Regions from separate parts of the Mus musculus genome. Here all the other regions are linked to region 1. The links are chromatin loops, found by intact Hi-C in ENCODE. Cell type or tissue: heart. All regions are shown on one strand.

Region 1 (2,500 bases):
GGAGACGTAAAAGCAATTTCCAGCCCCCACCCCAAATGGTGTGAAGTAAAAGTGCTTTCAGAGAATCCCACAAGAATGGCACAGGTGGGCACAGCGGGGCTGTCTCATCGTCAGAGAGCCCAAGGAGTCGAAAGGAAACTCTAACATGCCACAAAACCATAGCTGTAATGCAAAGTAACTTAGCTCCCCCCACCTATCTGTCACCATCTTAAAAAAAAAAAAAAACCAAAAAAAAACTTGTGAAAATACGTAATCCCGAGGAGCCTTCGATCAGGTATAAAACTGGAAGCCAGAGAGGTGCAGGCTATAGCTGCCATCGGCTGACCTAGAGAAGACACATCAGCTGATCCTTTGGACCCTCTGACTTGAGACAGAAGTTCTGGGCTTCTCCTCCTGCGGCCTAGCTCTGAGACAATGAACGCTACACACTGCATCTTGGCTTTGCAGCTCTTCCTCATGGCTGTTTCTGGCTGTTACTGCCACGGCACAGTCATTGAAAGCCTAGAAAGTCTGAATAACTATTTTGTAAGTATGAATTCTTAATAATGCTTGTGGTTGGTTGACCGTGGTTGATGTTGACTTGCTACGGTGAGCGCCAGGCTGCCGTCTCTGGTCCCCAGTCATTTTGAGAAGATGGGGTGCTACGTTGCTATTTGCTGGAGAGGTGTTTATTGACTTAATGATCTCAATATCGATTTAACCCTCTGTCCAACTTACTACGGAGTTAGAGGGCAATTACCAATCTTCCCAAAGATAGGCATAGTATAGGTCCAAGGTACAAAGATGCTGATGATTTTGTGATTTCTTATCATTTAGTTGTGATAAAAAATATCCTTACCTCAATGGTTCTTATTCCTTCAGACGTCTTGAAAGTGATAGTGAGAGATGGATATTACCACCAAAACTACGCAGGGAAACAGCTTATCACTTAAAGTAATGGGAGGCAAAGTTCTTAATGTTTCTGTTTAAGAAATGCCCCCCTCCCCCGAAGTTGTTTTACCCTGAGGAGTAATTTTGAAATTCTACTACAATCGAATCAAAGCCAGCCGCTTGGTGAGGTTTAATGAGACTCTATATTTCTCAGAGTTTTCAGGATTTTCTCTTTTGTGATTTTTTTTTTAAATTAATGGTTAACAGAAGCAAATTTTATATCCTTAGAATTTTATAATTTGTCCCAAATGTATATACTAGTATACATATAGCTATTAGCATAATGTTCAAGCATCTACGGTCAATCCTCTCCTCACAGTGTAAATCAAGCTGCCTCCCGTATGTGTTTGGAGCTATTTTTTAAAGTAGCAATGAAGCCCTATTACAGCACAGACTGATGTTTCAGAGGCCTGGACCATAAGGGGGCAGTGTGCACAGTGGGATGATTCTAATGATTTTCTCTCTCCCTTTCTTAATTTGAGAGTAAGTTTCTTTTTAGCTCACTATGGTTACTTGAGGGTACTTGAAACCTCGTCAGCTTTGTTGAGTTTATTTGTGGCCTTGCAGTTTCAAGACTGGGCCAGTACATCCTGCAGCTAAAAGAATGTAACAGTAACAGTGTTTGGCTACATGCAGTCTTTTAGGGGATACTTGTTGTTAGAAGTAAGTGGAAGGGCCCAGAAGGAAACCTGTGACCATTATCAGCACTGAATTCAACAAAACTTGATAGATATTTTCAGGGCAATTGGTGAAATAATTACAAATCAATTTTTTTTCTCTTTTCCTCAGAACTCAAGTGGCATAGATGTGGAAGAAAAGAGTCTCTTCTTGGATATCTGGAGGAACTGGCAAAAGGTGAGTTGAATATTTCTCCTCTCCCAGTTTCCCTGTTGTTTCTAATGGGTCATTTCTTAAAATCCTCCCTTTGTGTTATTTCCCAAGGATGGTGACATGAAAATCCTGCAGAGCCAGATTATCTCTTTCTACCTCAGACTCTTTGAAGTCTTGAAAGACAATCAGGCCATCAGCAACAACATAAGCGTCATTGAATCACACCTGATTACTACCTTCTTCAGCAACAGCAAGGCGAAAAAGGATGCATTCATGAGTATTGCCAAGTTTGAGGTGAGACGGCATTGCAAGTTGCTGTATTGTTGGCTTTTTATTTTTCATTGTCTCTAATTATCAAGCGGTAGAAACTAACTACTCATCAGCTGATAAAGCTAGGAGGTGAAGCAGGATCTCATGTTTCCCCACTGCAGACAGATTGGGAGGACTTTTTTTTGTGTGTGTGTCAATTTTGGAAAAACACAGACAATCAAACTATTGCCCACATGCTGGGTAAATGCACTGAGGAGGAGGCAGAATAGGGGAGCATTGAGCAGAGCTCTTGTGGTCCCCCCTGGGTGTGTGATGGAAACTCTTGCTTAGGCTGGGAGGTTGTGTGTTAGTGGAAAGAGCAGTGGGTAGGAGGGAGTGAGAAGACTTGTATCCTCCTCCTCCTCCTCCTCCTAGTTAGGCCACAAGGAGGAACGCTGACTACAGATGACTCACACGACTGGCTGGGGTG
Region 2 (2,500 bases), 100 kb after region 1:
ACACACACTCATACATACCCACACTCACATACACTCACATACATTCAAAATCACATATACACATCCACATACTCACACACACACACAGATACACACTGACACACACATTCACACACACACTCACAGTTACACATACTCTCTCTCACACACACTCACACATTCACACTCACACACACACACACACACACACACACCCATACATACCCATACTCAGACACACTCAAACACAATCACAAACACACACACACACACACACCCATACATACCCATACTCAGACACACTCAAACACAATCACAAACACACACACACACACACACACACACACACACCCATACATACCCATACTCAGACACACTCAAACACAGACACAGACACACACACACACACACACACACACACACACACACACACACAACATTGGTCCAACACCACTAGAACATGCATTTGGCCTCAGTGTCTCAGTGTAGGCCTGGACCTGCAAGTGTGACCTCTTCCATCACAATCCTTGGGACCCACCAAAGCCTTTGTGCCATCCAGGGAGAGACCCGTGTCCCTGATTTCAGAGACATTCAGTGACCCATATGTGAATCAAACCCAAGATTGTGGCCACTTTGATGCTGGAGCAGCTCATTCAGTCCATTCTTCCTTTTCCAGGCAAGAGTGCCCCGCCAGACAATACTACCTCCATGTATCACTCAGGGGATGAGCTCAATTTAACAGGGCCAATATCCTTAAATGTTTGAATCGATATAGTAATTAACAAGTGTATAAAAGTGAGTAGTAACAGTGAGATCATAGTGGAGGATTTTACTGGTATAAAAAATATAGTTCTCCCATCCTTACTCCTTCCTGTCCTCATTACAAGGATCTTATTTGATTTCTGCATGAGCCCATTCCCTGAGATGGGTGTCTAAGATTGCACACTACAACAAATGTGCTCTTAGACAAGTGGGTTTCCTTTGCCCCATTTCTTAACGTTTCCTGCCCTCTGGTGGTGATATCAGGAGATCTGTTGTATTTTTTTTTTCCCTTGAGAGGCCAAAGTAAAACATTTCACTAAAAAATTAAATAAAGTCACCCCTCTGTGTGTTTCTCTGCCATAATGGGTATGTGTGTTGACTCTCTTCCTCCTTGTGTCTTCTTAGGCAAGACTTTCAGGATCAAGCATTCCCGGACTAAAAACAAAGACAACCCATCCCTGGTGGACTCCACTGAAAAGGCAGTAAGGTCAAGTATAATCCTAAGAGGAGACATTGGAGATGAACCCACTGGGTCGCATTTGTTAGTGCACATGAGTATTCTGAGTTAGTTATGTGACTTTGCCACACCAGGCTAAAGACACACACTCTGGTCACTTGGGATGCTTAAATGGAGGAAGGGGATTGTTTTTCTCTTGCTTTCTATTCTTGGCATTTAGTTGGCTCAGTAATAAACATGTAAGGCCATGTGCTTATAAAAATTAGGGCAACATTCATCATAATTAGCATCCAAGATGCTCCAAATTCCCTGGGATAAGTGGTCACTCAGTTCAGTTGCCAAGCTCTGTATCATTTTTAGATCATATCCTTTGACAATATGAGCAATAATTTGGAAATTAAGTCAATGAGTCAGAAAGGGAACATATTGATCTGGGGGAGAATTTATGCAATAGATACGTCATTATGAGTATTTTTAAAGATTTTCATAAACAGGACATACTTAATCTCTTATTTAGAGAACTATTTTTCTTCTACTGACAGATGCTAAGTTGTCCTTTTAAAATAAAAATTTGTGACTGTGCCCAAAAAGGTTTTCAATTCCTCCCCAACCCTGTTTTTCAGTCTTTTTATTAACTTTCTATCTTGAAGTAGTTTCAGACTAACAAACATTTGCAGAGATAGTAAAGGGTGGGGGGAAGTTCTTCTTTCTTGGAAGCCCTTCTACTCTTGGGAAGTTTTCCCATTTTTTTCCTCAACAAATCTGTGATCTTTGAAAATTAAATCAGTGCAAAGAATATCTAGGGACTCTTCCTCCAATCTGAAATGTGAGGTTAATCCCACATGTCGTAATTCCAATGTGGTTTTCACGTATGGGAAAGCTACCATTAAAACCATCCTATTAACTACATATGCCCCTTATGGAATCATCTCCGTATGGTGGTTGTCATAACAATGCCCATTGTATAGTCCAGGATGTAGATACTGAATAAATTAGAAGTGACTAAATGTAGCCTGTGCACATACTGTGTGCAGAAGTCATACTGTGGACTTCTCAGAGTGTCCTATCGAGAGGTCCATTTTCTTGATTTCTTTTTATTTTGGGGGATGTTGATGCTGAATACTTGGCTAAAGTGGTGGTGCTTGCTGATCATTGTCTTAGTTAAACAGACACCATGACCAAGGCAACTCTTTTAAGGGACAGCATTTAATTGGTTTAGAGGTTCAGTCCATTAGTATCAAGATGGTAACATGGCAGCATCCAGGCAGACGTGGCCCTGGGGGAGCTGAGAGTTCTACCTCC
Region 3 (2,500 bases), 93 kb after region 1:
CTTCTTATTAAACCCATAGATCAATAAGTCTTGATCAGCCCTCATCTGAAGAGCTTCTCCTTGTATACGTCGTGAGTAACACAGTGACCCACAAATGCCCAAAGCACAGATAATGGGGACTATAAAATGCTCAGCCCTAAAGGAGTTGGATAAGGGGGTTGAATATGATCGACTATGACACTGAAACTGTCAAAGAACTAATAAAAAAAACAACAAAATACACATCGGGAGGGGGCCTTTTAGCTTCGAGAAGCAGATGCTGGTAGAAAAGGAGGTAGCCCCTGTCATGGTTACACTACCCAAAATCTTTCCTGGGCAGAAGTGTTGCCACTACTGAGTCTTATAGACTAGGACCACAGTCTCCTGTTCAGCCATCCACAGGCTCTGAGTCAATCCCAGGCACCACGGTGGTGGGAGCGCTCACACCTGCATTGAGGAGGCCGCGCCATTCAAGTTTTCTCCTTCCATAGTTTCTTTGCATCTTGTTTTCATCTAGTTTGTCTGCTTGGCCGTTCATAGTTCCTTCCTTTCCCCCAAGAGAGCTCTGAAGAAACCAAAACCCCAGATACCACAGAAAGAGCAAAGCTCTTGTTGTTTATAGGCAACGCAGGCTGCTTTTCCTTCTGTGTTTGATGACAGAGCCCTCCCCACCCTCTGCGCATCCTGATTGTCTTTCTTTACTGGAAAGGCCCCCATGCTTGGGCTATTTTATGCATACGACAAGATGGCAGCAGGTATGCTCAGTGGTATCTAAATGTACATCAGTTACATTAGCTGAATCCGAGTTCACAGAACCAGAGCAGCTGGACCTGTGCAGGGTCTCCATTCCATTAACGCAGGTGGGACCAGCAATTTTGACATGATTCCCCATGAAATCTCCTTAGGAGAAACGAAACTATACAAACTCCCCTTTATTCTTCTCCCTCTGGTAAAAGGAGAACTGTAGGCAGTAGCTGTAAGAGAAGGGAAGGGAAGGTTGCCTCATTGTTGATTAGGTCAATAAAGACGGCAGAAACCAGTGGCTGGGTGAAGCATAAGGCAGGACTTCCAGGCTGGACAGGAAGAGATAGGGATGCAGGGAGTTTGGATCAGACTGTGGAGCAGAGAGCAGACATGCAACTCTTGGGGACTGATAGTTTGTGGCCTCTGCCATGAGGGGAGGTCAAGGAGGATAAGGCAGGATATTTTCACCCAGCCTTTGAGTTGTCTAGTCAGTTCCAAAATATAAAAGCCTCTAGTGGTTTCCTTTCACAGGGCTAAAGGGAGCTAGGTGAGATGGCCATTGCAGCACCTGGCAAGGAGGAATGGGCAGAGCTCTTGGGAGTACAGGCAGCAGTGGTACTCAGAGCATAGCAGGGGATCTTGGGAAAGCACTAGCTAGCCATGGTGGCTGACTAGATGGCCGGTGAGCAGCGGCTAGTCCCAGAGCCTAGCTGGAGCAAGCATGTCTTTAAAATTATGTGCAACAAGTATCTCCCTGGTCCTTTCTCATCTTCAATTGCCACTTCTCTGTTGTGTCTAATCTACTCACACCCTTCCCTTCATACACGACTCTCACGGTACCGAACTTAGAGTAACTCAAGAATGCTGGTGGGATTGGGAAGGCCCATTGTGTGTGGGTCAAAGCATAAGGATGCGTTATTGACAAACCCATCCATCCAGTCGTGGCAGGAGAATGAAAGCGGCTTCCCTTACTAGCCAATTTATCAGGTCCTTATCACGAAGATGGAAACAAGAGTGTTGGAGAGAATGAATAGAGACAGTCGATGGTGTGTGTGTGTGTGTGTGTGTGTGTGTGCGTGTGTGTGTGTGTATGTGTGTGTTTGAGTGTAGGGGAGGGTAAATGTAGTCAAAACACATTTGCACTCATATAAAACTGTCTTTATGAAACACATCGCTATTTTTAGGTCCTCAGTTAAACTGACACTTGACATGTAGAGTAAAAAACTTAGCAAGAAACAAAACCAAAACAACCCGAGCTTTCAGTCTAGAGACCAGAAATAAAGTAGACAGAAGAGTTTGATGTCAGGGCATACGGATTGGCCTCTCACACTGCTACCAGGGGCAGAGGGTTTAGGAAGCTGTTGTGTCCTCCACTCAAACTCTATCATTCTCTATGAGACATTCTAGCTTTGTAGGCTTAGCAGGCTAAGCAGCAGTGGTTCTCGGCTCTCATAAGGTGGGCTGCCTCTCTTAACCACAAGCCAGGCCAGCGAAGATCCCTTTGGAGCCTCTCATTTGATTCTTTAGTACTATCAGGGAAGGAACCACTACCAATGAGCCCGAGTCTCGGTGTGATGTGGTCCAGCTCTTCTCTCCATCCTTGCCTGCTAGGATCACTCTTCTCCATACGAGTTTGCCCATTAAATGGAAACGATGCAGGTTATAGATGAGCAAAATCAAGGCTCCAACACGTCTGAAGTTTACTGCATAAAATAAGCATAAGGGTGGCATTTGGAGCTTGAACTAGCTAGAGAATCGTCTCAGTATACATCCCAGG

The links. Hi-C counts contacts between places; a loop is a spot of excess contacts. Peaks named below come from ENCODE experiments on the same cell type or tissue, not always from the same donor. Only the 100,000 strongest peaks of a DNase experiment are listed, where the experiment ranks them.
Region 2: it touches region 1 in a loop (5-fold over the local background); 7 of 42 quality-filtered maps call a loop at or near these places.
Region 3: a loop joins it to region 1, with 2.0 times the contacts of the local background. A loop is called at or near these places in 7 of 42 quality-filtered maps.

Annotation. Positions count from the first base shown.
Region 1 is chr10:118,440,741-118,443,240 of GRCm38, forward strand. Ifng (interferon gamma) reads left to right here and starts at 306. Exons shown (of 4, transcript NM_008337.4): 1 at 306-525; 2 at 1,720-1,785; 3 at 1,873-2,055. The coding sequence starts at 415. In heart, a CTCF peak has its summit at 1,346 (motif pointing right); no DNase peak of the experiment used is centred here.
Region 2 is chr10:118,545,210-118,547,709 of GRCm38, forward strand. The region is part of intron 1 of Ifngas1 (Ifng antisense RNA 1); the gene reads right to left. Among named protein-coding and RNA genes, the nearest start is that of Ifngas1, 10 kb to the right of the region's middle. In heart, a CTCF peak has its summit at 987 (motif pointing left); no DNase peak of the experiment used is centred here.
Region 3 is chr10:118,533,714-118,536,213 of GRCm38, forward strand. The region is part of intron 1 of Ifngas1 (Ifng antisense RNA 1); the gene reads right to left. Among named protein-coding and RNA genes, the nearest start is that of Ifngas1, 22 kb to the right of the region's middle. In heart, no CTCF peak of the experiment used is centred here; no DNase peak of the experiment used is centred here.